Linked DNA regions of Homo sapiens: region 1 is linked to region 2. A link is a loop called in an ENCODE intact Hi-C map of the cell type or tissue named here. Cell type or tissue: psoas muscle. All regions are shown on one strand. Each heading gives the region's core, and the rest is flanking DNA. Links, peaks and the distances in the headings are about the cores only. Region 1 holds the start of LINC02831 (long intergenic non-protein coding RNA 2831). Region 2 overlaps LOC105374786 (a long non-coding RNA gene).

Region 1 (15,448 bases), core at 4,190-12,189, 74 kb before region 2:
TTTCACAGTAATAGCTAATTAATACAAAAGCAAGGTCAGGGTGAACACAAAAATTAAATAATTATGACTTACATACATAGAACTATGCTATGCTGTTACACATAGCATGCACCCTTCTTATGAACTCAACAGTATAACTTAACTAGAGTGCTTACTTGACTGAGACTTAGATATTGGTCACTCTGCAATTCACAGTCCTCTCTTCACCACTACGGCTTCTTTTGATGATCCATTGCATGTTTTTCAGGACTTACCTCTTGATTCAAGATCTTTTCAGGAGGATACTGGGGAAACTGTATTACCCCGGTGGCATGAATAGGAAAGAAAAGATGCTAGACTGCATGCTTAAAGCACATGACACAGAGGCAGAGCTGTCAGCAACTCCAGCATCACGGGATTTAACATTAGGGCTTAAATAAGAACCTTAAGCAGCCCTACAAAAGCCCTAAATAGCAGCAGGAATATTGAAGTTGGGGAATATGTGTAGTTAATCCTGACAGATAATGTCTTAAAGGGATCCTAATTTACTTGGGAGATGCGATGAGAGACTATGAGGCTCAGAAATCTTCTCTTTATTTTATTCTAGATGTTTTCAACCTGTTTTCACTTGAAGTTGATAAGTCTATATCTAATGAGCATTGACCTCTGGAATTTGAGAAGATGACAGAGAATGAAAAATTAAAGTTTCTTCTCTTTCTGATGCTCTATTGGTGAAGAGAGGGTACATATGAAAAAGATCTACAAATACTGTCCTAATTTCACAGAAGGTGGTAAACATATAGTGCTCACTATTTATATGCAACCAGTTAGACTCTCCATTCATAAACTCAGTTGTAAAAGAAATCTTCATTTAAAACATTTTTACATAAAACTAAATGCATCTGTGGCCTCTTTTTTGCCTGGCTATTAGAAAATTTAGTAACAGCTATTATTGCAGCCTTCTTTTTCAAGGATTGCTGCAGAATTTCACCCAAAAGATGAGCAAAAGACCTCTTACCCTGACCGCAGCATAGCTGTTGCTGATTCCTTACTGCCCAGGCCTGTGGTGGCAGTAAGGACTAAGGGGTGTGGGTTTAAGGCAGATATAGAAATCTCAGGGAACCTCAACTAGTAAGCAGAAGACAGAAGTCAAGACCTTCTTTGGCTATCACTTACAGTGTTCCTTGAAAAAACTTCCTCACCATTTTAAAGGCCCTGTTTCTCTTTCTGTAAAATTGAGGGTAAATACATTTGTATTCCAACTGCCTCACGAATAGTCAATTAGGTGGTTTTCTCTCACTTCCATACTTAGCAAATCAAAAAAGTATGAAAAGTATACTTTTCAGAACAAGTTCTAATGTCTTCCTCCTGGGAGGGAGGCTGGTCAGGAGTTTCTGTGCACCGGTGTTCCACGAGGCAACTAGGCCACGGCCATTGGAGATTCATCCAAGCTCACACCCAGGAGGTCCCCGGTTAACATGAAGAGCTCATGATACTTAATCCAGTGTTCTTTCTACTGCACTGTGCTGCCAGAACAGTGGTCACCAATTGCGCCACTCCCAAATCAATGTTAAACCGTGCATAAAACAACAGCACTGATTATGGGCTATGCTGTTATTTCAGGGGGACCATATCTAGTTGGAGAAGGGCTATATATGTCGGGTAAGGAATTGAGACTAACGAGACAGCAGAGAGCAGAGGTAGGCTTTTGTGTTTGGTTGATAGCGATGGATTCTACTGTACCTTTGTTTTTAATATTGGATCTTTCTCTGCAAATGCATGGATACAGCACAGAAACATCTATTACCTGTTTCTGAAACATCATCAAAAGCCCCATGGGCAGCAGAGTATAATGCAATGTGCCAACATGACAAGTGTGAAGTGTGTCAAGTCAGGGAACACCATAAATCCCCTATTCAATTCTCAAAGAATGTGATATACAAATGTCCATTCATCTTGCTCTCTCACACTTTCACCATTTTCCAAGGAGGCATCTGATAGGCTAGTGAGGATTCCCTCTGTGCTGAGCTCCTGAGGGCAAGACTCATTAACCATTTGGCTGTCTCTAAAATTATTACATCCAAGCACTCAGGGAAAATAGGAACCTGAGGTAGCATACCACAACTTGCTACTATCATTTGTCAAAAACTGGCACCAGGTAGAAATGACACAGGATAACAAGTCCAGAAGCATCTAGAACAAACAAGAAGGATTCATCATTGAAGACAGGCAGAAAACACCCCCCAACCATCCATCCTCATATCAATTATGCTAGTACAGACTCACATTCCCAAGGCCTAAACAAGTACGGTTCATATTCCCAAGGCCTAAAAAAAACAGTTGGACCTTAAAAAATTAGATTAAATTTTAAATAGAAACCAGACCTAAGAAAAAAATAAGTGCATTGTATTCTGCCTCTTTGTTTGTTCCTCATTAAGTACAGGTTTTCAAGAAAAAAATAAGTTAATGAGGGGAAACCTCAGTATTTGACTACAGAAAAATATATGCACCCTTCTCCCTGCATTGACAACATCAGGAGAGGTGTCAGGGATGTTCAAGACAGGGGAAGGGGTCAGCCCATCAAGAATTGGAAAGATGATCAAGAGGAAGAAGTGCTGTAAGCCTAGAGAATGGAAAAAAAATTGAAAAAAACAGCTAAAGTTTATAAGTACTCCCCAGGTGCCAGGACTTACTAAATTTTTAAAATGTATTATCTCAGTCTAATTTCACCAAAACTCTATATGGATAGTACTATTATTATTCCATTCATAGATGAAGGAAACCGAGGCACAGGAAAGTTAAGTGACTTGAAGGTTAAATATCTGAATTCAAGCAGCCTGCCCTAGAGGCCACAGTGTGAACAATAAAGCCAGTGGTTCTCTGTCTTATTCTTCCATCAGAAGCTCTGGAGGGCTTGTTAAAATCCAGCCCTAGAGTTTTTAATTCAATAAGTAAGACGGGAGTTTGCCTTTCTAACAGGTTCTCATATGATGCCGATGTTGCGGGTCCAGGGACCACACTTTAAGAAACATTGCATTTAGCTATATTGTCCTTTTAAAAGGGAAGCAGTCTAGTCAAAGGGAGTAACATTAGCAAATGCATAGATTAAAAACAAAACAAGTCAGGTAATAATAAAGAAGTGTATCTAACTTTAGCAATCATGTTGGTGACTCCAGTTTAAAAAAAAAAAAAAACCTATGTCGTAACAAAGACTTGGAAATCCTGACGTGAATATTGCAGTATATAGACAGCCATGCCATCCTTTTTATACATAAAGGATGTATAAAACTTTGGGAACCTACAAAGGAGGTAAGAACAAACAAACTCTTACAGGTAAGGCAAGGCAGATGGCTGCATCTTTAAAATCTATTGGCATACATTAATCATGAGTACGCTTAAGTCAAAAGGAAAGATGAAAAGAACACTTTGATGCTGGTGTGGCATAAAATCACACATTATATCTATATCCCAGACAGCTTTCTAAAGAAAAACAAACAAACAACAAAAAGCACCCTCCCAAAACACTAAGCAATATGGATCACTTTCTCCAACTCCATGTCAAAATTCGATCATTTTGTTTAAGTTTAGGAGTCTAGTGGAATCCATTGTCTTTGGAATGTGTTACAAGAGTCAACTGAGACCTTCAAAGAAAACTTTCACTTTTGGATTACAAGAGACACATTTCAACAGAGATGTTTCTCTCAAAAATAACAAAAAAATTATGCTAGTAAAATATTTTTTTAAATGCAAAGTGCTTTCTGTAGTAACCGAAAGTCCCCCAATCCTGGATACTACTTTTATTTCACTGATAATTTTGACATAGAAAAGCATGTACGGAATAAAATCATCCACCTAAGCCTTCTTTGGACATCTTTTACATCAAAGCCAAGAGGACACAAGGTGCCTTGGGCATTGTGACTCTCACGATGAGGCTTACAGCCTATTGAAAGACTTTACGTTTTAATTTATGTGTGTGAATACATTGCTACAATTCTCTCCCAAAATGTCTTAGTTTTAGCCAATCATGAATGTGCAAGAAACCCAGAAGATGGTATAAAACATTTATTTACCTTTCCCATTGAACCCCCTATTAGATCCTGTAAAGCCTACTCAGTGTGGTGGACTCTTTTCTCTTAGTTGAGAAGGGATGAAAGATGTAAATGAAGGGAGAAGAAAAATTTTATACAAAGTCAAATACAGTAAGTACTATGCATACTGCTCAGACAATCATAAGTACATAGGAACTTAGAGGACAGAGATATTACTGGAAATCTCATTAAGCTTTCTTGAGATGCTCTGGATTTCAGATTTGAAAGAAGGATAAGAGAGAACAATAGAGAGGGAACGTTCCAGGAAGGAGGGTGCTTCTGAACAAATGCTGAGCGATAAGACTTTCATTCTAGGATATGCCATTATGAAGAAGGTAGTAAGTGCATTAACATGATTGAGACAGCAAAGACCCAAGTAGGGCAAACACCTGGGACAAAGATAGAAAAGCATTCTTAGGCTTATCAGGGAGGGATGGGGGTGTCACACCAAGAGTAACTGTTAGAGGCAACGGGAAGCCACTGAAGAATTTGAAAGGAGTGACATGAAAAAAGTAATGATTTAAACAGACAAAATGGCAGCATTTCATAGCATATGTCCAAGAGTAAACCATCGGCTAGGAAACCACTACAACAGTCCAGACATGAAGCAACAAAGACCCAAACTAAAGTCAGGCCACTGGTAATGTAAAGGAAGGGATGACTGTTAGGTTCAGAAATAAGGAGAAATCCTTGTCCTGGCTATGACTGTGGTTGAGGAAGGAATAGCCAAGTAGTGATGTCAAGCTTCTCAGTCTCAGTGTCTGGCCAGAAACAGTAACTGAGGCCTACACGGGTTAAAGAACTTGACCAGGCTCATGTTTCATCAATGACAAGGTTGCATTTAGATATATGGGATCTCAGTTTAGTCTTCCTTCCAGTACTTCATGCCACCTCATGCATATTCGTACAAAGCTTTTGAGTCTTGACATTTCATCACACCACAATAACTCTAAAATCATGCAGCACATGTAGCAAATAACTCTAAAATCATGTGGCACAAAAAAAGCAATTTTTTCTATCTCCCAAGTTTTCATTGAAATGAGCACATTTTATTTATTTATTTATTTATTTATTTTATTTTTATTTTTTTTGAGACAGAGTCTCACTCTTTTGCCCAGGCTGGAGTGCAGTGGCACAATCTTGGCTCACTGCAAGCTCCGCCTCCTGGGTTCACACCATTCTCCTGCCTCAGCCTCCCGAGTAGCTGTGACTACAGGCGCCCGCCACCACGCCTGGCTAATTTTTTGTATTTTTAGTAGAGATGGGGTTTCACCATGTTAGCCAGGATGGTCTCGATCTGACCTCGTGATCTGCCTGCCTCAGCCTCCCAAAGTGCTGGAATTACCGGTGTGAGCCACCGTGCCTGGCCAAGCACATTTTATAAGAAATTTTTCCAAATTCTAGTATGATTATTTATAATGTCATAATTATAGATTTTTTTTCTAAGTAGAAATTCTGTATGGTAACCCATTCCCTAGAGAGAGTAACCTCTCCCAACTCCTCATCCTTCATTGATTCAAAGGTTCTTGAGAGCAGGGTTCCTCAACCTTCACACTATTGACATTTTGGCCTGGATGACTGTTTGTTCTATGTAGGGGGCAGGTATTTCAGAATGTTTACCAGCATCTCTGGCTCCACTCACTAGATGCCGGTAGCAATCATCCACTCCTAGTTGTTACAACCCCAATGTCTCCAGACATTGTCAAATGTCCCTTGGGGGACAAAATCACTTCCATTTGAGAATCTCTGCCTTAAAGGTATTTTACAAAACTTACATCAATGAAACTATCATTTCAATTCAACAACTCTCCTAAGTTCTGTCTTTGGATGGTGGTTCTCTTATATGTGTGGGTGGGGGCGTTGGAGGAGAGTTGGGAAGATAAGACTCAATCACCAGTTGCCAAGTTTCACTTTAAACTTCCCCTTCGTGGGGTATCACTGCATCTGGAGCCAAATCGAAGGGGACTTGCTTAACTGGAGCCCAAAAGTCTTCTGTGGTCTTTAAGAAACACATGGCAACAAAGTGCTTTCCATGAACTCACTTTTCACTTAGAATCAACTAAATTCTTTTTTAGCTATTTAGAAGAGATCTTGTACCTCAGAACAAAAAAAATTACAACCATCTTCAGCAAATGTTAATATCTGAGTTATAAGCCCTCCAAAGGAGGGGACAAAGCTGGGTTCCCTCTCCAGAATGACCCTGGACTATGAGCCAAGACCAAGGCTATGGCCCTTTAATCTGAGAAGGACATGCCTCTTACCGTACTCTGATCATCTGCCTCAAATGGGCAGGCCTGCAAGGCAACAAAGTAACTGATGAGACCATCAACTATACTTTCTACAGCTTTATCTTTCAGATTCATCAGGAATTGAGTAAGAAAAAGGGACCTGTTATGTTTAATCATAAACTGACAAGACATTTGTATTTATGTGGCAAGAAGTTACATCTGCCAACCAGGCTCCTGTCTTAAGTAAAAGCTTCATGTCAGCTCTTCTGTTTACTCAATCGTCAGCTGCTTTCTGGTCTCACTTGCTTTACTATATATTTATATTGAAAGAATACATTCTCAGCAGCTTTTAGGCTCTTAAATGCATTTCAAGAGAAGACCAAGTCCAATCACTGTTACTTAATTAACACAATTGTGAAGACTTCAATCTAGCTACACAATAGCTTTCCTGACCTTGCAGAAGGAGGCAGGACTTCATTATTGAGTATATTGTTTCCTATAAACATATAAAACCCCTACAATAACAATCCCATCAGCCGAAATGAAGTTATCTGAGAACAGAATTAAACTCTAAATGACCTTTTGCTCTACTCCGTAGCCCCCTATTAATAATTTCTAATCTAATCAGTGTGGATAAATGCACTAAGGCTGGTCATGCCAGGCACTGGGCCAGCCCGGCCAATTGCCGTCCATCTGATTCATTCCAGTCCAGAGCTTGTCTGGAAAAGACGCATCCCTCGCTGAGAGGCCACTGCCTGATTTCTTCTTTTGTTATCTTTTAGCAGCAAAGTCATGTCCTTGTAACTGATAGACACGTTTCTTTGTAAATAACCCTGGAGTGACTGATAGAGCTTTTGCCAGACAAAGGCGCAAATAGCAAGGCATTACTCATGCCAAGCCGGAGAACACTGTGTCACGGCTGACAAATTTATGGGAGATATGAGCTCACCTCTTGCACAAATATATACTTTCCTGGCAAATTCATCACATGCTTTAATGGCCCCATACTGCATTTGTCAGCTGTCTGTCCCTGTGCCTTGTTGCCTTTGGTTTCCTGTCAAGGATTGTTTGTTGAAATCATCTTACAGCCCCATTCTTCAGCAGTGAGACCCAAGAAAGATCAATGATGACACCTGTATTGATAATATTTTACATTCAACTATTTGGCTGATAAATCATTTTAACAATGCTGATATGTTTATTGAGTGTCTGCCGGCATCACAATGATATGGAAAGCGATGCCAACTTAAATCTTTGCTTTGTTGGTCTGGTTTTTATTTCTTTCTTTTCATTTTCCCATAATTAAATGTGCCATAGTACAGGTTTTACTTCCCCATGTCAATCGCGAGCAAGTGAAAACAGGAGAAGGGGTGACCTTGCGCTTCCACTCATTGGTTTGTTTTGTAAAAAGGTAAGAATGGAAGCCTGGTAGTTATTGTTGGCCAAAAAGGTAGTTATTAGAAGGGAGAACAAGGGTTTTTAGGGTTCTGGTAATGTTCTGTTTTGTGACCTGGGTATTGGGTTCAAAGATATGGTCATTTGTGAAAATTCTTTAAGCTCTATGTTATAATATGTGCATTTTTTTCTGCACATACATTATAGTTTAATAAAAAGTTAAACAAAGATCAGCAAATGAATTACACATACACATGCACACACACATTATAAATACACAGTCTCAGAGTCAGTGTTTTCTACCTTGAGACTTTATATTACCTACAATCCCTTAAGCTTCTCCCTGGAAATATCACCTGTCCAACATGGAAATTACATCCAATAAGCATTTATAAGTGATCCTCTTAGCATCATCTCCACAGAATTTCAAAGAAAATCTTAGGGTTCTCAAATTCCTTAGCCTTTACCTCCTCTTTAGGACACTTTTAACATGGACTCCTGGGTCTCTATGAAAAAATGGAAAGAGACTGAGGCATCAATAAAAAGAAATAAAATTCTCCCTTGGTTTCTTACTCAAATTAACTTTGACTCAAGTCACACGCTCAGTCTATGTCTATGGAAACATTCAGATACATGTAAACATTCAGATGAAAAGTGAAAAATCCAACCAGCTGAATTGACTTACCTGTTGTTGGGAACACCTGTATGTATTGGCCTTATAGGAAGCCCTCAACAGACATTCACTTTCTTGTCTTTGGGCAGAACTGTATCATATGGCACCTCCAGTTGCAAGGACATCTGGAAGACAGAATATTTAGCTTTTTCAGACTCTGTATTAGAGACAGGTAATGAGATCCCCTTTGGGAATGAGCGATGAACTGGCCAAATTACAGTTCTAACTAGATAAGCGAAAGCCACAGCAGGCCAGGTGAAATGGAGGTACGGGAAAGTCCAGGGAAGAGTTGTTTAAATCAGTGGTTTCAACCTGGGATGTTCATTGTAATCACCTGGGTATCACCCTCAGCAATCCTAATTTAATTGGCCTTGGGTGTGGTCCAGCATCAGGATCTTTAAAAGCTCCTGTAAGTGATTCTAAGGCACAGCCAAGGTTGAGAGCTACTGGCTTAAAGAGATAAATATCAAGACTTGTATCCTCAAAGAAAATAGCAAAGGTATTAGGTATCTCACCAGCTATTATGTTTTGTGGATTTAAAGTCAAAGATTAAACAAAGGTTTTTAAGAGCTTATATCTGGAAAAGGAGTAAAAGTCTAGAAAAAAATTATTCCCTGATTTTGCAAACACTTGAGTGACAAACAGGCATTAGAACATGAGCAAGTTATTTTTAAAATAATATGTTGATTAATTAAGGTTCACTCAATCTAATAGTTGGAAATATTCATAGAAAAAGTGGGCAGTCTTATCTGTGTAATTAACTGGAAATACATCTCAGCTCCACCCCTTCCAACAGTGGGGGTCTAGTGTAAAATATTGACCTCTCGTAGAGTCTCAGTTTTCCCACTTATAAAATGCGAGAAATGATTGAACCTACCTCAAAAGCCTTTCTGTAAGGAATGATTGAGATAACCTGGATGAAAGGGTTAAATGTCTGGCATGTAGTAACAGCTCAATATCATCGTTCTTGGTCTCCCATTCAGCAAGCTCATTTACAAGCATTCATGTCACCTACAAAGAATTAGCAAGAATTGGGTCTGAAAAACACCAAGGTGACAATTTAATTACTGTTATATGAGGCTTGATGAACTATTATTCAACTATCCAGGGCAAAGTATTGTAAAAGAGATATAAAATGCTGCTGGAGGGACTTATGTTAGATATGATTTAAAAAAATAGTTAACTATGAAGGCAATAAAACATGATAAAACGTTAGTTGAAAAAGCAATGGTTTCTCCTCAGAAAGTCTGCTTTAATAGGAGATATTTTCATATTTCTAGAATAGTCTAAGCCATAGTGTGGTAAATAAATTAACTTTCAACATCCTTTTTGGTCTTTATGACTCAATAATTGTGACTCAACGATATAAACTTAGGAAGATGAAATTCAGATTTCAGTTGAGAAGCAATGCTGTTTCACCTCCCTGAGAGAATTGCCTTGTTTGTGAAATACTACAGAAAAACCTGTATTTTCTCCAGAAAATGAAAGGTCTTGGCCTGAGTAAATCAAGGCAGAAAACTCACCCCCGTGAAAGCTGCAGCTCTGAGAGTGTGTGGGCAGGGTGAGTGTCACAGGTTCAGGTTGTCTGGACTGCCCTTGGGACCCCAGCTCCTCCTTTCCATCATGTTGCGGTCCAGAGTTCAGTTCATACCATCCCAGATGATTTGGGGGTTTGCTTCCTCACTTCAGGCACTCTTTAAATAAGAGGCCTTGTCAGTGGCTCTTCCATCTGGCAGAAAGTGGGTGCTCAATAAATATTTGTTGAATGAGCCTGATCATTCTGATGAAAAGAGACCCCTTTGTTCTTTTGGGCCATTGGGTTTACCATTTACTAAACGGCCTGTGGCTTCCTGGTCTGACAAATTTATAGCACCTGTTTATGTCTTTCTCACCCACAGGCTTCAACAGAATACCTGTGGCTGCACTTACAAAAGGCAGCCAGAAGGACCCGTCCATTCTGGAAAGTACCTTTAGTCTGAAAGGTACAAATCAGAACTTTCACCACATTCCATCTGGCACTCACTGGTGGTGCCAACACCTCAAAAACCCTGCCGGGGCCATTTGTCACCATGTGGACACAGACAGACCACCAGTGAAAGTGGAATTTTTGAATGAGCTTGAATGACCTGCCTATATGTGTAGACAGCCATGGTCACTTTTTCTCCGTAGGATTAGATGTGCTGATTCTAATGTGGTTCACATTAGGCTATTTTCTTTTAAAAGTGAAATTTCTTTTGGAAGCCTGGACATTTCTAAGACGACTTCACATCTATTCACTCATCTTGCCTTCCAAAACAGCTGCTCACAATCTGAATATTAGACTACAAATAGCAAAAACAAACCTCTGTTGTTATTATTACTATATTATTAGGGTTTTTTTAGAATCCCAAGGAATTCTTTATATAATGTAGAGTAAGCTATTAGAAGGAAATCATTATTTTCAATGTGGTTCATCCCATGGAGGTATGGATGGAGAATCCCTGCTCTTTCCTGGAAATGGATGCTGGTTCTTTAGAACAGTGAGTCTTCTTCAAACTGCATAAAATAATCATTATGACATAATCAGCAGCAGTGTGTTACACTCTTGTCATTTTTCCCTAGTGCATTTCCAGGTCTCTATCAGCAGAATTGGAATTACTTCATCATTTTCAGCATTTCTTTTTCCTTTCCAGCATTTATTGCAGAAAAAATATGAGGCTTGCTGGTAGTATTCCCAGGTGACAAATGTGCACCCAACACCCTACAGAAAAGAAGAACCATAAAATAATTAATTATTCCATTGTAACTCCTGCCTGGAAAACATCTGGTATGTAACATCACATTATGCTTCATGTGGAGTGTTGTGAATCATCTTCCTTATGCACAGATCTTGTCTCCTCACTTAGATAACAAGCTCCCTGAGGGAGGGGAGACCACCATTTATTGAGAGCAAACCTTAGCCCATTACGTATTTTATTCTCTGTATTACCAACATCCCAGTGAGGTCTTTACAGATGAAGGAAGTGTGGGAGGTTTGAGTCATTCTTCCAAATGCACACAGCAACTGGGTAACATTTGGCCCCACCCTCAGCTTGGGCTCGTCAGTGGAAGTTTGCTCAGCAACAGAGACCAGCATCAATAATCGTGCTCAAGAGATTAGTATTATGAGCCCGGTATTACCGGCATGTTTGTGACATGAGTACTCCTGAGACTTCTGGAGTCAACTTTAAGAACAGCCTCGACTTTAAATATCAATGTTGGCTCAAGACCTGATTCAACATATTTTGAAAAACTCAGTGTTCTCCCCTCCGATCCCAGCATTAATTGACTAATTTAAACTAAAAATATATTGGGTGCCTTTTGTGTGCCAGGCATTATACTATTTGTTTAGGAGAGAGTGCGAAACAAGACAGAGAAAGTCTCTACCCACATGGAGTTTTCATTCCAGTGGAGCAGTGTGTTATCTATTATGGCATAACAAAGCACCCCCAAACTTAGTGACTTAAAATGAGAAACATTTACTGCCCTACAGTTTCTGTGGGTCAGGAATCTGGGTGTGGCTCAGCTGGGGGCCTTTGACTCAGGGTCATAATGCTACAAGGTGTGAGCTGGAGCTGTGGTCATCTCCAAGCCAGCTGGGAGGAGACCTTTTTCCAAAGTCACTCACACAGCCTCAGGTGTTTACAGGCCTCAGGTCCTTGCTGGCTGTTGGCCAGAGGCCTCAGTTCCTTGCCACAAGGGCCTCCCCATAGGTTACTCACAACATAACAGTTTGCAGCCCCCAGAACAAGGACCCCAGAGACAGAGTGAGAGAGGGCAAGAGAAGGCAAGATGCAAGTCACACTCTTTTTGTAACCTAATCCCATCACATTTCCTGAATTCTGCTCATTAGAAAGAAGTCACTAGATTCAGCCCACATTCAAGATGAGAAATACCAGAAGGCAGAGAACACTGAGGCTGTTTTAGAGGCTGTCAACCCCAGGGAGACAGACAGCAAATAAGTAAGCAAATAAATAAAAATGGAAGGTGATAATAAGTGCAATGAAAAGAAATGAAGCAGAGTAAAGAATCAAGAGTAGCAGTTGAGGGGTGAGTATTTTAATTAGGATGGTCAAGGGAGGTCTCGTTGCAAAGGTGACATGTAAGTTAGGATCTGAATGATATCTGGGATCCAGCTATGCCAGCATCTGGGCAAAGAGCTTATCAGGCAGAGGAGCCACAAAGTGTAGAAACTTGAGATGGGGAGGAGGTTGGTGTCTAGGAGAAATGGCAAGGAGCCCAGTGTGGGTAGATCAGTGGGAGGGAAGGAGAAAGTTGGAAGAGAGGAGGTCGGAGGGGCAAACATGAGCTAGGCTGCACAGGGCTTGGTCGACCATGGCAGAGAATTTAGAATTTATTCTGAAAGGAATGAGAAGCCATCGTGATCAGATTTACATTTTTAAAGCTCACCTCAGTTGCTGCTGTAGAGAAAGGGTGGTAGAAGGGCAGGAGAGGGAAGAGCAAGATCAGCTGAGAGATGACCACAGAGGCCCTTGTGAGATGGGAGGTGACTCACATGAGAGTAGAGGCGTCTGAGGGGCTCATTTGTCTCTAATAGTCTGCCTTCTACCCAGTGTCTCATCTTCTGTAACCATCTCACCACATAGGTTGACCCCAGTGTGGGCTGTCACCTCATCCCCTTTTAATTCCTCTGCCAAATGATCACCAACACAAGGAAGTGTACATAATGAACTCTACTCAAGTTCATGGTACCCCAAGGGGCTCCTGTTCTCAGAGCAACGCAGCAAACAATTTAAAATGTAATATCAAACACTGCCATTATAAAACAACTTGGCCCATGCCCCCGCTATCCCTGATGCCCACCATGTTACTAAGCCAACCTCTCTCCTTTGATCTTGTAGCTCCACACTTCCAATTTTTCTGGGTCCCTCATCCCCTCTTGCTCTCAGGCTGCTCACACACAAAAAAGTTTCCGCATCTTTTCACGTAAGAACAATTCGATGTCCCCTTTATTTTGCCTCCTGCCTCTAGATCTTGACTTGAGGTTTCACTTTTCACAATCAAAATACCCTATCAATGTGTTTTGCCAAACAATATCAACAGCAAATACATTTTCCTAAGCAGGATGCTTGGATGTTTTCACACCACTCTGACACATGGATGGAAGGTTAGAAGACAACAAAGGAATGGGCTGGGAAGGACTCCAAAAGCAGAATCAGAGATTATATCATTCCTTGGAAATGGAGAAAAGGATCAAAAAAGCTGAATAAAAGGTAGTCCCAGCAACAATGTCTCCTTGTGAACAGACTTTTGAGTATTTGGCTTTGTTATCCCCCAGAGAATACAAATGTCTCTATGGACACCAAGGTCATAATAACTCCACTTCTCCCATCCCCCTCACACCCTTTGGCAGCCTCATATATTCTCATTATAGTAAACTCAATTCACCAGAAAATTTCAAGAAAATTAAGTGCTTCCCTCTTCGACTGTTTACGTTCATTTTGACTTACTATATGAAGAGTCTAGGTACCCATAGAGTGTTCAGATTCTGCCAATGATGTCATACTTCAGAAGTATGGAAATGACTGAGGAAGAATTAATTTCTGATTCATGTAGCAATAAATTGAGGCTTATTGACTTGAACAGTACTTTTGCCAAGAAATTTTTGCTGCCAGAGTTTATTTACAGAATGTCATGATTTTCCAAAACATTATTGCTTCCTTTTTCAGACCATGCCTTCTGACTAGAGCAGGTAATTTGGGGAGGATTTACACATAATTATAGCCCGAATCCCTTAATTTATAAAATTGCATAGTACTTGGCTCATTAATGGCTGTTGAAAATGCTGGTCTAGTAAAATCATAAGGAGAGCTTTTACCTGGTGAATTTAGTTGTTGAAACAAAGTTGGACCCATTCCCAAACATAATCTGGAAACAGTCAGTCTATTGGGAAGGCACTGCCCTGAATGGATGGGCAATCTGGTGTTATGGACTGACCATCCTTACCCACTGGACTTGGCATCATCACCAACCTCTTTACTCAACTCCTTTTGGGCAATTAAGAGTTCCATGAGGATACTGACAAGATTCCAAAAAGCAATAAAATTACATAATGTAGTCCTGGTGTAGATAGAGGATTCCTGGTAATGACTCTGGGGCTTTTCTCATGAGCACATAATAAAGTTGTGAGCTGGACATAAAATACTCAAGACACAAGGAAGAGCTTCCCCACAGTTGCAGGTGTCTGTAGCTATCTATCTACTTTGTCTTGTTCTCCCACCCACCTCAGGCCCTGAATTGAGACCTGGTGAAAGAGGTAGTCTGAATTGTATAGAAGAACGCAGAAGTAAAACGGCTAACTTACCTGATTTCTATTCCTAAAGTTTGAGGGAAGGCAGAGTCAGATTTCAGGGGATAAAAGAGACTGTTGTGGCCCAGACTGGACTTTAGTTTCCTTTGTGATAATTGTGCTTTCGTGTGTGTGTGTGTGTGTTGGGGAATGGGGGGTATATGTATGCTTGTATGCATGAAAAGTTTACAAATGTTTCCAATGACAATATGGTCCCCAAACTAGGTTGATCATCAGAGTCACTTGAGGAGCTTTTAGAAAATACAGGCACCTGAACCAAACCATCCTGTGTCACAGGAATCTGTGCTTGTGAAACAAGCGTCCATTTAGGTGACTCTGATTGTTAGCTAGACTTAGAACCACCATTCAAAGACCCATTCCTCACCTCACCCTCACCATTTCTGTGCCAGCTCTCTTCCACTGATTTAGTTTCTCAAAATTTTCATTATCTTGTTTCCTTTATGTTTTAAACTGCATTTAGTCCATGCAAACTGTTTCTTTCTTTGGTTTACAAAGGTTCATCTTGCCATGTGGAGATATTTTTCCAATCCCGAAACATTTGCAATAATGGGGGATTCAATTCTATATTGTATCTCCAAATCTCTTAATGTCCTAAAATGGCCTCACCAGTCAGTAGACTCATCAATCTATGCATAACCAGATCTATGGATGTTTTTTAGGTCCTGGGGAAACCTCAACTGCAGACTGGTCAAGTGCTGCCCAATGATCTAATGACATGTTCACAAATTTGTATCCA
Region 2 (15,448 bases), core at 3,417-11,416:
CATCTGACCAGGAAAAGAGAAAGATAAGAGAGCAAAGAATCTTGTGGCAGATTTTAGAGGCCAGGATCTATTTATCCTCATTGACCAGAACCAGTCCCATGGCTCCCCTGTGGTTCGATGGGGCTAGGTGCCCAGGAAGAGGAGGGGAAGCCCAGAGATTGTTGAGCACCATAATGATTGGCCCTAGTCACTGTGAAGGCACTTCATCTGGCCTAGCCATTGCCCAGGGTTTGTGGAACTGGGCATGGAGGGTTTTGAATACGCAAAACCAGGATGTGAGCCAATGGACCAAGGGCCATAGTGGAGTTTAGTAGGAAACTTCTTTGTAGATGGAGAGCCAACAAGAAATTAATAAAGCCATTTTAGTGGGCATGGTCACCACCATCCTCTGCTTCTCTGGAAAACTTGAGTGCAGGAAACCCTCCTCAGTCCAATCCTAAGTAAAATGATGTGAAGCCTTGGATGTTTTTGTAAAGCCACTTTTTAAAAGGCTACAGAGATTACTATAAGTTGGGCCAGATGCAGTGGCTCACACCTGTAATTCCAGCACTTTGCAAGGCCAAGGTGGGTGGAGCACTTGAGGTCAGGAGTTCTAGACCAGCCTGGGCAATACAGTGAGAACCCCCCACTCCAACATCTCTTAAAAAAAAGGGTATTTAATTATCCAGGCATGGTGACATGCACCTGTCATCCTAGCTACTTGGGAGGCTGAGGTGGAAGAATAGCTTGAACTCCTGGGTTCTCCAGCCTAAGCAACAGAGTGAGACCCTGTCTTAACAACAACAACAAAAAGTTAGGATAGTAAGGAGAGACTTCAAAGCAAGTAAAGACTTTGATCTAAATTTTCAAGTAGGCAAAGAACTAGACAATTGATACAGTTTAAGAAGTTCATATGCTGTTACCTACATTTGCCCCATAGTTACTGAGGAAGACAATAGAAATTAAAGAGGAAGTATCATTAAAATTTTTGGTCTAAGGATGAAGATAATATTGATGAAAACAGAAAATATTACCTTCTATGTAAAACAATTTAAATATTTGAGAGGCAAATTTTTTTTTCAAATGATAGCCCTTTCAGCTGTGGATTCTGAACTTTACTGTACAGATTTCATGTTTGCAGGTAAAGGAAGAGTTGGCCTGTGGAAAATTGCCTAAGAGCATCCCTCATCTGCTTACAGAACTGTCTAAGGGTCTCATGATATAGGTGCCTTCTGTTTTAACTGAACAAAGAAAAGGGGAAGAAAGCAAATAGTGTGAGAAGGACTAAATCTAGGGGAAAATAAATACTCAGAAAGTAGTCAGTAGTTTTTCTATAATTTCTTCTTGGGTACAAGAAGAAAGTCAAGGGCTTTACCACCAAGTTTAGACAAAATCTGGTAGCTTGAGAACTTTTGACACCAAAGCATCAGTATTCTGTTACCTAAGGATACTATCTGTATCTTATTAAAAGGAAATGGAATAGAATTAGTTTATGCACCTACGGATCTTCATCATTCAAGTGACTCCTTCTCAATTATTGAAGGTTCTATAGATGAATGAAAATGTAATTCTCATAAGTAGCACCTGATAACAGGAGAAATATGGCAGGAGCTGATATGTACATGTTACCTACTTGTTATACTTATTATGTTTTACTTCAATTAACTTTCCTTTTATGTTAAAACATGATTATGTAATGGAATTTAATTAACTTTTATAGGTCTATTACAACAAATAATGTATCCTCTTTTTAATGCATTTCTGAGAGCAAAAGCATTTACCTTTCCTTGTGATATAAGTTAACCAAAACAGAAACAACTTATATTCTCTAAAACCATTTCTACCTTCTGAAAATTCTAATTCTTGTAATGTTTCTTCCTATGCTGCTTATTTATCTTTTGTTTTTCAGCCCCACAGCCTGACCTTCTCTATTCTGCTCTTTATTGCTGGGGCTGGAAGCCTGCAGACTACATTTCCCAAGGCCCCTTGCCAGCTAGGTTCTTGTTACTTTCTACCAATTGGAGAAACTGTTTGAAGACTTTTGTTCCATTCTTTAATGGAACAAAAGACAGAAGCATTGTTTTGTTTTGTTTTCTTTGCTTCTGATTTCCACAGCACTGTGGTTGCTAAGAGTTTCTGGTGGCAGCAGGGGAGCTTCAGCCTCTAGAGTCCCAGAATGGGCAGGCTCTCATGCAGAGCTCTGGTTATAGCTGAGGCAGCACCTTGTTGGCAGTTTTAGCAGCAGCAGGTTTAGGCTCCTGGGCTCCAGTCCAAGGGCACCAGAAGCTTCCTTTTTTTCCCCATTAATTCAAGTTCAAAACTTTGAGGTTATTTATCAGCGTTCTCCCTCTGTCACAGCTTGTCAGTGATCTTTTTCTTCCTGTTATGTCTTATACACATATTTTCTTTCTTTTCCATCCTAAGTTACCCTGCCTTGGTCATTCTCCAATAGTTCATGGGCCCTTGTAATATTTTCCCAGACACTGAAACTTGGGAGAGACCTGGGTTTAAATTTGAGTTCTTCCACTAACTTGCTGTGTGGCTCAAAGCAAGTTATTTAACTTCTTCAAGGCTCAGCATTTTTATCTACATTAATAGTAAAGAAAAAATGCTAACGGTTATTGAACATCTACAACATGCTTGGGGTTTTGCAAACACTCTACCTGCATTCTTTATTTTAATACTTACAACAGTCCCATGAAGTGTGTATTATTATTATTCTCATTTTTACGACTGAGAAAACTGAAGTTTAGAAGAGGTAAGTAAGTGGTTTACTTAAGGTCTCTCTGCCAGTAAATGAAGGAGATGAGAATTTAACTCAGGTTTCTCTGGCTTCAAATACCATTCTCTTAAGCTTATTTCAGTGAGGATCATAATATAGATAATGTAAGGTTATTGTGATGATTAAATGAAATATATAAAGCATTTATCACAGGTTCAACACATAATAAGCATTAGTGAATGGTAGATCTTATATCTGAAAAGTGCTATAATAGTCTTTATGTCTTATATAGTATTACATGTATGCATCAACGGCCCAACATATTCTCCTTTGGTCATGTTAACCCAAATAATTGGATGTTTTCCCCTACAGAAACATATAAGAGAGTTAATGGAAAAAAAGGATTTGTTTCATAGTCATTTTTGCTGGAACACATAGGTTCTGTAGACAAATTCACACTAGCATTAAATATACAGTTATATTTCCTTACGTGGTTTTTTAATGCTTAAATATATCCTTTTTTTTCTTGGTGTAAGCACAGTCATAGTTGACACTTAACGAAACTTAGATTTGAATCTTTAACGTGAGCATTTGACATTAATAGGGATAATCAAAACAAGTGGAAATGTCAGTGCCATGAAGCAGGTGAAGGTCCAGGGACAGCAGGGAGCAGCACAACTGAAGAGAAAAGGGGAACAATCTTAAAGACAGATTCCACCCAAGCTTAGGGACAGAACACCTATTCAGCTAATTCTGTGTTTCACAATAGAGTCAATATGTTTTTTCAGGTAGTTTATCTTTTTTCTTTGCTGGAATGCTGGATTCACTTGTTTTAATAAGAACATTTTATACCCAAAGGTCAATTAATAACTAGCAACCCAAATAAAGCTTCTTGGTATCTTCTGTCATCAATTCTTAAAACTTCTGGACCATCACCTCTACTCAAAGGATTCTGTTCATTTTTAAAGCAACTTGCCTCCCATTTCCTGTCATTGGTGGATAATTGGAATTAGCTCCTCAGGAGTCATCATGACGCAGTATAAAGAGGAGTGGAGACCAGGAGTCTGATGGTGACGCTGATGCTAAATACCTCTGGGAATTCTCCTGGCCTTTATCTCATTCATCCAGTGAGACCCACAGTTTCATCCTGTCCAGAAATTTTATGATTCTAATTAAGAATGATTTCTTCATTCTGATTTATTGCAATGAATTAAAGCACACTCAAAGCCTAAATGTGGCTGCATTCCCAAATGCTGCCTCTGGAAACCCTAATCTTAAAAATTTTGCAAAACATTTAGTTGACCAAATACTCTGAGCAACTACAATGCAGTGTGTCATTGCTTAACACTCTGGAGGATACAGAGTGCAGTACCAACCCTCATGGATTTTTTAGTTTAGTTGATGAGGCAAGACACAGACACCAAAAGAATATGCAAATATAAGGCAGAATAAGATCTGAATCGATACCAAAAGTGCTAAGCAAATAATATGGTAGAGAACAATTCCTCACAAAGAAAAGAGCATGGAACCATTTGCAGGTGAGTTCAAATGCAAGTTTAAGCAAAGTAGAGAGTGTGATAGAAGGCCAAGCAGATGAGCCAGAAAGGGAGTTTGGCCAGATTGTGAAAACCCTTGAATGTCTGTATAAGGAAACTTGACTTCATTCACCGTGCAATGGGGAACCACTGTTAAGTTTTGAATAAGGATCATTTCTAAAGTATCATAAAGGATTTCAAAGTTGTATTTGTCACAACAAAGATGTTTCATGCTTCTGAATGAACTGCTCAACTTTCAGAATTTGATTTTTATCTCATTTAAATTGAATGGATTGGACAGGTTCTCATAATCCCCAAAAGCTTTATTTCAAATATACAAGTCATTCTTGCAGATATTCCTTTAAGTGACTTTTGCTTCAATTAAGACACTTTCAGCTTAATGTGACTACAGATCAAAATTAGTAGCTAGTGGCAAAGTAAAAGCATTAAAGAATTCCAGTCTTTAGAGCTTAACCTTTCTTCTCATTTTTTTTAGCAGCTATCATTTAATAAGAAGCTACTGAGCCATCCCACACCTCTCTACATGTGTTGCTTATTCATCTTTGCAGTTTTACAATAAAGCTAAAAATACTTTCTTCATCCCAAAAAGACAATTAATTATATTTTAGGGGATGACTGTCCCAACCACTTGGGTGGCTGATAGATATTTGTTTTGCAGTATTGAAAAGAACCAAACAAAAAACTTCTAGCATTTGCATCCAACAAGGGTTGGAGAGAGAAGAACTCTCTATCTATTAGCATGAAACTTTGCTGTTTTCTCTACTGAATTAACTCCAATCATTTTCAAGAAAGAACATTTCAATACATTTTTCTGACAGGTAGGAAATTAACTACATACCAGAAGCTATTGAATTCAACTTTAACAGTATCAATAAACATTTCTGATTAAATTATGAAATTGATTTTATAATTTTGACCATTATGTTTTTACCTCAATATCATCATATGACAGTAAATGTAGTTACTGCTTCCTTATTGATCTCAGACATGGCACTCCAAAGTACTCATTTGACTATATTACAAAATCAAACTTGATTTCCTGTAGTATTGCAGTAACTTCAGGTCATAATCTAGTCTAAAGAATCAAAATAGATGAATTATTCCGTTATTAAAAGATATATTTTTCCTTGGAGGAAAAGGAACACTTCGGTCAAGACTTCCCTAATGGTTGTGTTATAGGATATTTCTCCATGTGGAATTACTTTGTGTGGGTCTCACATAAATATACCATCACCTCCCAGCTTATGTGTTATCAATCATGTTTCTGGTGAATAACATAAACACCACTTGAAGAGAAAGAAATGTTTATCCTTCATATATAGGAATTCAACAAAAATGCTGTGTTTCCATGACTTTAAAACCTATGTCTTGGTCTCAGCAGCCCAACTCACAAAAATACTACTAATATATTGAGCCATTGCATTTCCCAGAAGAGCAATGTGTCTCATGTGTCTTTAACTAGATAAATTTTAAAAGCAGACCAAAAGATGAGGCACTGAGTATCTGGCAGAGCTAATACAAAACTGTGAATTCTCATCCTAGAGATCCAGCCTCCCTCAGTAGGCTCATACAAAGGCATTTCATGCTTGTCAAAACTTTTTCACAAAAGAATTGAGTTTCAAGTCATACAATGCAGGCACATGAGGAAAATCTCCCAAATTGCCTAGTTTACTACCTCATTAGGTAGCTAAGAAGACCAAGGCCTAGTGTCATTAAGGGACTCATTGAAGGAGACATTGCTGGTTCATAACAGTACTAGAACTAGACCCCAAGTTTCTTGTCTCACAGCCCAACTCCACTTTTTCATGTCAGGTATATCCTGATTTATAATTTTTGAAATAGCCTATGAGGTGAGAGTTAAAACATTAACCCCAAGACAAATTACATCTACCCCAGAACCAAACATATTAGCCCACACTAGAGAAGCTCTAAGGCTGGGATTTTTCTTTTTTTAAATCAGATCCTTAGCTCCATGGAAATGGAAATGCTGTTTTAGGACTATTGGAAATCAAAAAGAAGTCTTTCATGCATTTCACAAAGGACCAAAGTATTTATTCACAGTGGCTCAAGATATCAAAAAAGATAAATATGCCTTTTCTGTGAGAATCTTTAAGTTTCTGCTATAGCTCTGAGTCTGGAGGGTCAGATAAGATCCACTCCCAGTAACTCGTCATTTAATGTTAGGTATATCTCCAAATGCTATCCTTCCCCCCTCCCTCCACCCCACAACAGGCCCCGGTGTGTGATGTTCCCCTTCCTGTGTCCATGTGTTCTCATTGTTCAATTCCCACCTATGAGTGAGAACATGCGGTGTTTGGTTTTTTGTCCTTGCGATAGTTTGCTGAGAATGATGGTTTCCAGCTTCATCCATGCCCCTACAAAGGACATGAACTCATCACTTTTTATGGCTGCATAGTATTCCATGGTGTATACGTGCCACATACATAGCACATATATACATATGTAACTAGCCTGTATGTTGTGCCCATGTACCCTAAAACTTAAAGTATAATAAAAATAAATAAATAAATACATACATACATACATACATACATACAAAAAAAAAGATCGACTCCCTCTTTACTTCTCTTCATTCTTGCATTGGCATTTGCTAAATATATCTTCTTGGAAAGGGTTCTGTTATATGGTCAACATTTAAAACCAATGGGAAGAAAAACATCAAATAGTTGACTTCTAACCAATAGGGCTGCAGAATCGTTTAATCAGAAGTAACCATAAATTTCATCTCCTCTAGCCTTCCCCAAAGCAGGAATATCCTGGGTACCATCCAAGAAGATGCCCCTGATCTTTCTCAGCTTTGGGGCCAGGGGACCTTCTCTTTTCTAGATAGGTCATTCGATTTATGAATACTAGTGAACAATCAAAGCTTTTCCTTATACAGTGCTAAAACTGATTTACTGATTGATTCAATGCCTCCAGAAAAAAAAGTTTATCAAAACTAGCACTTTAATAGAAGTAAATCTAGCCCTAGATATTAGTCTCCTATTTTATTGTAAGAATATCTTCCTGCTTTAGTTTGTGCAAGATAAGCAACTCTCTGAAAGGAAAGATACTTTATGAAGCTTGGAAGAGACAAAACAACAGGAATCTAATATTTTTGAATTTATGAGAGTGAATATTGGGTTTCTACAGAGCAAGAGACTCCGAAACGGCATGGTGGTGACAGGGCATAGTAATACCTGTTGCTCCAAGACAATCATAGACGCTACTCTCACTAGGATGATACCTATTGGTTGCTTTACCAAGGACCACTTATTGAATGCACAGTTTCTTGAGATAGAAAGGGTAATTCAAGTATGTATTTGTTAGGCCACTTGATGCGGTGTCTTATGTGTGTCTAATGTTCCATGAAATCTTCGGTGACAACATGAGCATAATCCCTCCTCTGCAAAATCCATGAGCCAGTGGGAGAAACAGCCAGGTAGATCTACAAATAAGAATGCAATTAGTAGATACATGCCAAGAGAAGGTTCAGTGATCAAAAGAAGAGAGAGAAGAGAGTCCAGTTTCCAATAAGAGTTTATCCTTCTTTGCTTCTCTTGTCTGGATTACAGCAACTGGCCTTCTAACAACCAATTCTATTCTATTCCACTCAAATGTATCTTCCACCTGGTTCTTAATGATCTTTCTAAAATCCTATCCTGATTATGCATTCCCTTACCCTCAGGTGAAAGTTCATGCTCCCTGGCATGATACACAAACCCACTGATAAGACAGTTCCTACTCTCCTCTAGCCACTTTCCTCAGTACCAGACCCACCTTACATCTTGTCCTCCAGCCATATTCACCTCCGTGTGGATGCCCAGATAATCAGGGTTTGCTCACCCCTTAGTCTTCATCTGCAGGGCGTTCTTCACTAAGGATTATAGTCTTGTTTTGTATTCTTCATGGAAAAAACTCTAAGTGAAGCTTCAGGTTTCATCCCAGGTATTATCTTTTCAGGAAGCCATTCTGACCCTCCTGGCCGGGGTCTGGCATTTCTCTTCTAGGTTCAAACGCGCCTGTGCTTACCTTGATAATAGATGGTAAGCTATTGAAATCCTATAGCTATTATGGTCCATACCATATAGATGATCAGTTTTGTGACTACCTTATCCAAAAACAAAAAAGAAAAACAAGGAGGAAGAGAAGAAGAGGGAGGAGGAGTAGAAGAGGGAGGGAGAAGGGAAGAAGGGAAGAAGGGAGGAAGGGAGGAAGGGAGGAAAGAAAGGAGGGAGAGAATGTGCCTATTTTGTGGATTATTACTACAGAGTAAATAAAATAACATTATTTAAACTTATAACTCCCATAGATCTCAACATAGCTTGTGTTGATAATTATTTACCTGATAAGTATTAATACATGAATGAATGAGTGAAAAGCTGTCAGTGGCTTTAGTGTCCCCAAGGAGTTTTTACAGTGCCCACAGGTTATATTCCGAGCCCTGCCTGCTCAGATGTCCTTTCAGTAACTTAGTGCTATGAAAACTGCTGTTTGGCTACAGGAGAAGGGCATTCAGCATGCGTTTCCTTGGGTCTAAAATAACTCTGCTGACAGAGGAAAGATTTGGCCTCTCAGATATCATAGGTAGCACAACTTACCCTTTGGTTGTTACTATATTAAAGTTGATTCAAGGATAGAAAACGGTGGAGAGATTTTCATGGAGCCAGTTTCTACATTAGGAACATTCACAGGCAAGCTGAAGATGTTTATCCATCCCTTTGTTCAGAAGAGAAGTTGCATTTTTATAAAAATAAATGTTGGTATTCTCCCTAGGTCTCAGAGCTTGATGAGAAAGCAACAGGTTCTTTATTTTCCTTCCTCCTTGTTTTTAGCTTTTGTTGTTTTAATGGTTTTAGGTAAACTGCTTATTTAAATTTCACAACAAAGTTTTCTCTAATAGTGAAGCTTCAGCTTTGAGATTCAAATAGCATGGTGGGTCATAGACCCTTTTCTGTTGTACCTGTGATGCTTCCATAGTGACGGAGAATAAGCAACACAAGTGTGGGGCACTGGAAATTCATTCCGGAAGGTAAGAAAACATTTCTTCACACAGAATTTCCTCAAGCATACTTACAAGATCTTAAATGAAAATATTAAGCATTTCCTATTATTACTTAGCTTATACTTGGTTGACACTGTATACATTTATCATAACTCTTGGAATACAAATTAGGACAGGAGTAATCTAAAACAAGATTTGGCACATCTCTGTAAAGAGTCAAGATAGTCAATATTTTAGGCTTCACAGGCCATACAATCTTTATTGCAGCTTCTATACTCAATTCTACCATTGTAGCAGGAAAGCAGCCACAGACAATATGTAGACAAATGAATGTGACTGTGTTTCCAGAAAACTTTATTTATAGACATAGAAATTTACATTTCATGTAATTTTCCTGTGTTATAAAATTTCTTCTTTTGATTTTTTTCTTAACCATTGAAAACCTTTCTTGGCTGGATTGGGTCTGTAGGCCGTAATTTACCCACCCCTTCTCTATAATATACCATATACCTCTGGGCTAAGAGGTAGAAGCCACGCAATATGCAAGTAAGATAAAGGATAAAGATCGGATTGCTTCTTCCCAGGACTATGGGGTACCTATGAGAAAGCTTAGAGACTCTCTAGGTAACACTATACTAATTCCCATGGAAATGATAAAAATGAATTCAAACTTTTTGCATATCTGTTGTATCTTGCACTTTTCATATGTTACCTTATTTAATCCTCACAGTGGCCATGTAAGGGCATTTAAAATTTTATCCTATTTTACAGAAGTGTAAACCGAGGCCCAGAAAAGTTGTGTAACTTGCCTAAGATCACACACCAGCCGGCATAGGATTTTCACTCAGTCTCCCTGACTAGAGAGTCTGTCCCCTTTTTACTCTACTTCCAATAGCATAATGTCCCTGGATCTGCCACTCTATTTGGAATTCATAATTTATACCAGCAGGTGGATGAATGGTGTGGGAATTACTGACACTAGCATTCAAAGCTTTCTATGGTATCCCTGATCTGGCTTCAATCTTGCTGCCTTTCTCTCCCACTATTCTCCTAGGCGAGCTCTGAATCCTTAAAACATCCTGCCCCTGTGCTTCTGCCTAGGTCACTTCCTCAGCCTGGCCTCCCAGGCTCAGTTCAAATGCCATCAGTACCATCAGCCTGCCTTGATTTCCCCTCATCTGAAGCTGAAAGTGATCCTGTTACTGAGTGACACCCAAAATACATTGTACCTCCCTGCTTTCATCAACATTATATTCACTGAAGTTTAGGTCTTATTCACCTACTGTTAGTTCTTTGAGGACAGAAAAAGTACCTTATAAATCTTTGAATCTTTATATATATTGCATAGGTTGAGTGCTTGATAAATTTGTCAAATGAATTAACAGTAGAGTATTTCAGGAAAAATGAAAAAAAAAAAGGTATCATCCTTAGCAAAATAAAAAATAGAATCTTTAAGATGGACAATGGAAGGATGCTCTCCAACATGATTAGACCATTCAGTTTTGTTTCTCACATCTGAAATTCAACTCTCCCTTGGCCATCTGGCTCAACTACATTCATCTAGGAAAAGAGAAGGAGCTTCTCCCTCTTTAACACTCTCTCCCAAGCATGGACATCCAACTTTTTTAAAAAAAATTCTTGTAGCCCAGCTCAGATTAGTTAAACAAGAGTTTATTAGAGGCTAGAGGATGACAAGAGGGCTATACACATGGGGAGGGACTAGAAAATGAGATTGGACAAGGTATATACAGTTTACAGCTCTGCAACTTAGCTTAGCAGCAGGGAAGTGGGCAGTGATTGAGGCCATCTTATGCCCTACTCCTCGCAGGGCATGTAGTGCCTTTAGAGTCTCTGAAATGGACACTCAAGAAACATGGCTCCAAAGAGATCATAGCTCACACTTACTCTGCTAAGATGTGCCACCAAGACTTTCAGGCGTTTTGTTAGAGAATCTTACTTTTATCAGAAGAATAAGTTCCAGGATGCCCAACTTCTTTAGGTCATATCTTGGTCCAATGCAAAAAGCTAAAACTTGGAGGGGAAAGGGGAGAAAAACAGAATCTGCTGTCCCAGTTGACAACAGTTTGAAAGCAGGACCAAGAAGTCCGGGTATGGACCAGACGACATTTAGATTTCTTTCCAGCTTTGGGTCTCTTCAGACCACACATCATGAGATATAGCAGTGGAAATTAGAACTAACTTTCAATATAAAACTATGAGCAACATTTCAATATGAATGTATTTTCTTTTTTTTTAAACAATAAGAAAATATACTAAATGGTGTTAAGTGGAAATATTAATGAGATGCTTAAACTTTAGTGAGTTACTTAGAATAGTTGAGAGAGGGAGAGAGAGAGATCAGTTGTGTGACCATGAGCAAGTCTGTTTCTTCTGGGTTTCCTCATCTGTTAAAATGGAAATAAAATGTTTCCCAGGACTGAGTAAGGATCAAATGAAACAACAGAGGTGAAAGAGCTTTGAAAAATAGAAGATACCCCCAACAAAAAAAAAGTAAGGGTTGATAATGAGCTAAATGCATTATAGACCCAGGAGACTAAGGCAGACTCAACCTCTTGGGCAAACAGCAGTCCAACAGGTGTCTTGAGTAAGGGTTGAGGTTGCATTCTGATTAACCCACGTGAAGTTTTTACATCATCTAACGCAATATGATACACCTAAGCAGAGCCCCTTGAAGGCCAAATTGGGTCTCTGGTTTCCTGTTGTTAGGACTGTGTGTTTTTCATTAATTTCAGTGACTTTTGCAATTTCTCATCTAAGGAATGCAGGGGAGGAAGGTCCATAAGGAAGACTGGAACAGAGGAAGGGAGAATTTTTAATACTAAAGCAAAAAGACATTAACTTTTGCAAAGGAGTAGATTACAAAACAAAAACAAACCCATTAGGTTAGTTAAATAAGCAGGTCATTGAGACTTGCCAAAGCACGTAATGAAATAGATAAGAACAAGTTTTGGGGAGTGGTTTTCTTGTTTGGTTTGTCCCCCAAAGGAAATATCTGGCAGGATTCTCTGCCTTGTAATTAATTTATCCTGTGGTTGATATCTTTGCTCAGTTTTATTGTATAAATAAAACAAGGAGCCAAATCTAATTTACATGGCAATATGTCATACAATTCCTATTAGAAGAGACAGGAGTAGTGGAGAATTATTCTTTGAATATTGTTTTTGTAAGGCCACTAGTACAGATTTTTAAAAAGAGATAGGGAGACTATTTGCAGAGAAAACACTAACCCAAGACCAAAGCAAGAAAAGAGCTCTGGTTTAGACTTGTTTGGTTTGAAAAGTAGCATTTGGTTCAGCATAACTAGCAAGATAACCAGGCAAATGATTCATCGGGCTTGTAACTTAGCAGGTGCATCACTGTGCATACCGCCAAAGAACCGTTCATGACTCGTTTCAAGCTGTGACTTTCTCTGTGTGGCAAGAACAAGAGGGGAATATCAGGTGCTCCAGTTTCCTGCTATGGGTGCATCTCACCTCATTCTGTTCAATTCTACTCAGAAAATATTTATCAAAATACTCATTCTGTGCTGCTAAGTTTTACTGGTTGCTGGTGGGAATGAAAATAGAGGTGAAAAAAGTGAGAATTTAAAAAAAGAGAAACTATCCCTGCACTCAAGGATTTTAATCTAATTAAGAAAAAAATCTGGTTTCCCTTCATGAAAAAAAAGATTCAATTATAAGGCAGTGTACAGTAGTACAAATCCAAAACCAAGGACACGGAATATGGCACTAAAGAGAAAGACAAAACTAAATATACACTCTGGACCAAAATTTGATGTAATAATTATATGTGTGTGTATAAAATATGCATACATACAGAATAAAAAAGTTACACATTCAAATGTTAATACTGGTTATCTCTGGATATGGGATTACAAGTAATTTTTTTTCTTATTTATGTAATTTTTTACTTTAACTCCTTGCATTGAACAAAATTCATATTTGAAACCAGGAAAAGAAATTTTAAAAATCCATGTATATATATAGACAGGCATCAAACACATGTGGCAAAGGTGAATGCTGTGGGAGGAATGAGGAAATGTCCTTTAGGATTATGACTGGGAAGGGCAGAGGACCTGGAAGATGAGTGTCCCCTCATAGAAATCCTGGGAGGGGAGACCCTCCACCTGAGAGACCTGTGTGAGAAGGAGTGGACAGTCACCTCTGAAGTCTACAGGTAAGATGAGAGGACACCATGGAGAATTCTGAATTTAGACAAAAACATCAGGACTGCATAAAGGCGAGTGGCTGGTGAGCCTGCCTCAGGAGCATAACTGGGATTGAAATGATTCATGATGCAACAGGAGCAAATGATATCATTTTGATCAGCCTGTTAGCATCCTGTCTATGCACCCCTTCTGAGGAAGACCCCGTGTCTTCAGGCATGAATCCTGGACCTTCTCTTAGGTTGCTTGCAATAAACAGTAGAGAAAGCTGAAAATTAGAATGAGCAGAGTCAGGGTCAAGTTTTTGGCATTTAGACTTTTAAAAGCAGGGGAATCAACAGCTGGAGAGAAGGATCTGATTCGAAAGAAGGTAAATGAGGATGAAGGAGTTAGGAACTACCTAGGCTGGATTTGGGAGAGGGATTTTTGATAGGAAGTTGAGAAAATAAAATGAATTATTTTCTTGAGACACCAGCTGCTATCCCTATGGAGGTCACTGTGCATAACAGAAGTAGGGGGAAAAAGGTAGTCTCTTGTACATTAAGAATGCTCTTCTACTGTGGCATCTTCTAAGACAGGGATAAGCTTTTCCCACAAAGGGCCAGATTGTAAATGTTTTCAGCTTTAAGCACACTACACAATGTTTGTCACAACTACTCAACTCTGCCGTTGTCACCCAAAAGCAGCCATAGGCTACATAAACAAATGTGGCCATGTTTCAATAAAACCTTATTTAAAAAAAAAAAAAAAAAAACTTAAAAAAATAATTTGGCCCATAGTTTGCCAACTCCTGTTCTATGATATTTGTAAGATTTATGCATCTTTCTCTTATTATTCCCTGACAGGATGCTCTTTCTTAGAATCTATACTATGCATAGAGAGTGCCATGTGGTATATTAGCTATATTCAGGTTACAGCAATCAACAGCCAGTTCTTTCACTGACCCCTTCAGAGGGATTGGGAGCTACAGAACAGGACCCTGACCATCAGAACATCCTAAGATTACTTGTTGTTTTTGTATGTGATTTCCTGTAGTGATCAGAAGGGAAAGCTTTACAATGAGAGAAGGTTTGTCTTCAGGGGCAAAAAGGAAGACAGGAGCTGGCACACTGTGGCTCCTCAGTCCAATTTACGTGAAGAAGAACCTCAGGAAGTAGAAAAGGTGGTGACAGATAGAAATGGCAAATGTAAGTGGCCTAAAGAAGAAGGCCTGCAGCAGGCTAGTGTGGCTTAGCATAAAAAGTCTATATGGTTACCTTTGAGAGCATCACTCACTCAATCAATACCTACAAAGCACCTCCTAAGTGCACAGAACTAAGGTAGGTACTGGAGAACAGCCAATAGGAAATGGATGCTGTCCTTCGGGAGCTAGCGTCTTACAGGCAGTGAGAAGAGACCACCATGGGAGAAGGAAAAAAACCATTGCAGCTGGTGAGAAGTGAGGCTCTATAGAGAAGAAAGTCAACAGTCAACATTGTGCTACTCCTAGGTCAGGAAAAACAGATCTAAATTGCCTGGCATTGCCCATTTTTGCATCAACACATATTTATTGAGCCACTGAACATACAAGAGAGAGGCAGGAAGGAAAAGCCAGTTTTTGCCCAAGGAGAAATTTATAATTTTGGAGCAAGACAGGCCTGATCTCCCAGTCAGCTCACATGAGATGAGTTTGGATGGGTTGTTCTCAGCCACTTACTTGCAGGAACTCAGGCATCTATGGTGGCAGATCATAATTTCCTCCAAGACAAAAGTGCCAACCAGCTAAGCAAATGCTTATTGAGCATGCTGCTAAGTATCTGGATATTTAGAAATGTCTAGTTGGCTAGCTGACTTTTTCATTTTTCAGCTTAATGTTGGCATTCCTTAGAAACAATCTGAGATTGATTTTTTCCTGCACAAGTCAAATTAAATGTGTTATTTGTCAAATAACTCTCTAAGAAAATGCTGTTCCATATTTCAATAAAGTGTGCTTCCCGTGAACCCTTGAGAGGTAGGCATTT

The links. A loop is a pair of places that touch in the nucleus more often than their neighbours do. Peaks named below come from ENCODE experiments on the same cell type or tissue, not always from the same donor. Only the 100,000 strongest peaks of a DNase experiment are listed, where the experiment ranks them.
Region 1: it touches region 2 in a loop (2.4-fold over the local background); 13 of 110 quality-filtered maps call a loop at or near these places.

Annotation. Positions count from the first base shown.
Region 1 is chr2:67,554,542-67,569,989 of GRCh38, forward strand. LINC02831 (long intergenic non-protein coding RNA 2831) reads left to right here and starts at 9,759. Exons shown (of 7, transcript NR_183413.1): 1 at 9,759-9,924; 2 at 10,262-10,345; 3 at 11,036-11,169; 4 at 12,235-12,343; 5 at 13,467-13,615. It overlaps LOC105374786 (a long non-coding RNA gene), which reads right to left. Exons shown (of 4, transcript XR_001739524.2): 2 at 9,887-11,103; 3 at 9,241-9,374; 4 at 1-8,488. RefSeq lists an enhancer at 11,111-12,310. In psoas muscle, for the core only: no CTCF peak of the experiment used is centred there; no DNase peak of the experiment used is centred there.
Region 2 is chr2:67,629,581-67,645,028 of GRCh38, forward strand. The region is part of intron 1 of LOC105374786 (a long non-coding RNA gene); the gene reads right to left. Among named protein-coding and RNA genes, the nearest start is that of LINC02831, 73 kb to the left of the region's middle. In psoas muscle, for the core only: no CTCF peak of the experiment used is centred there; no DNase peak of the experiment used is centred there; H3K27ac peaks cover 1,041 bases.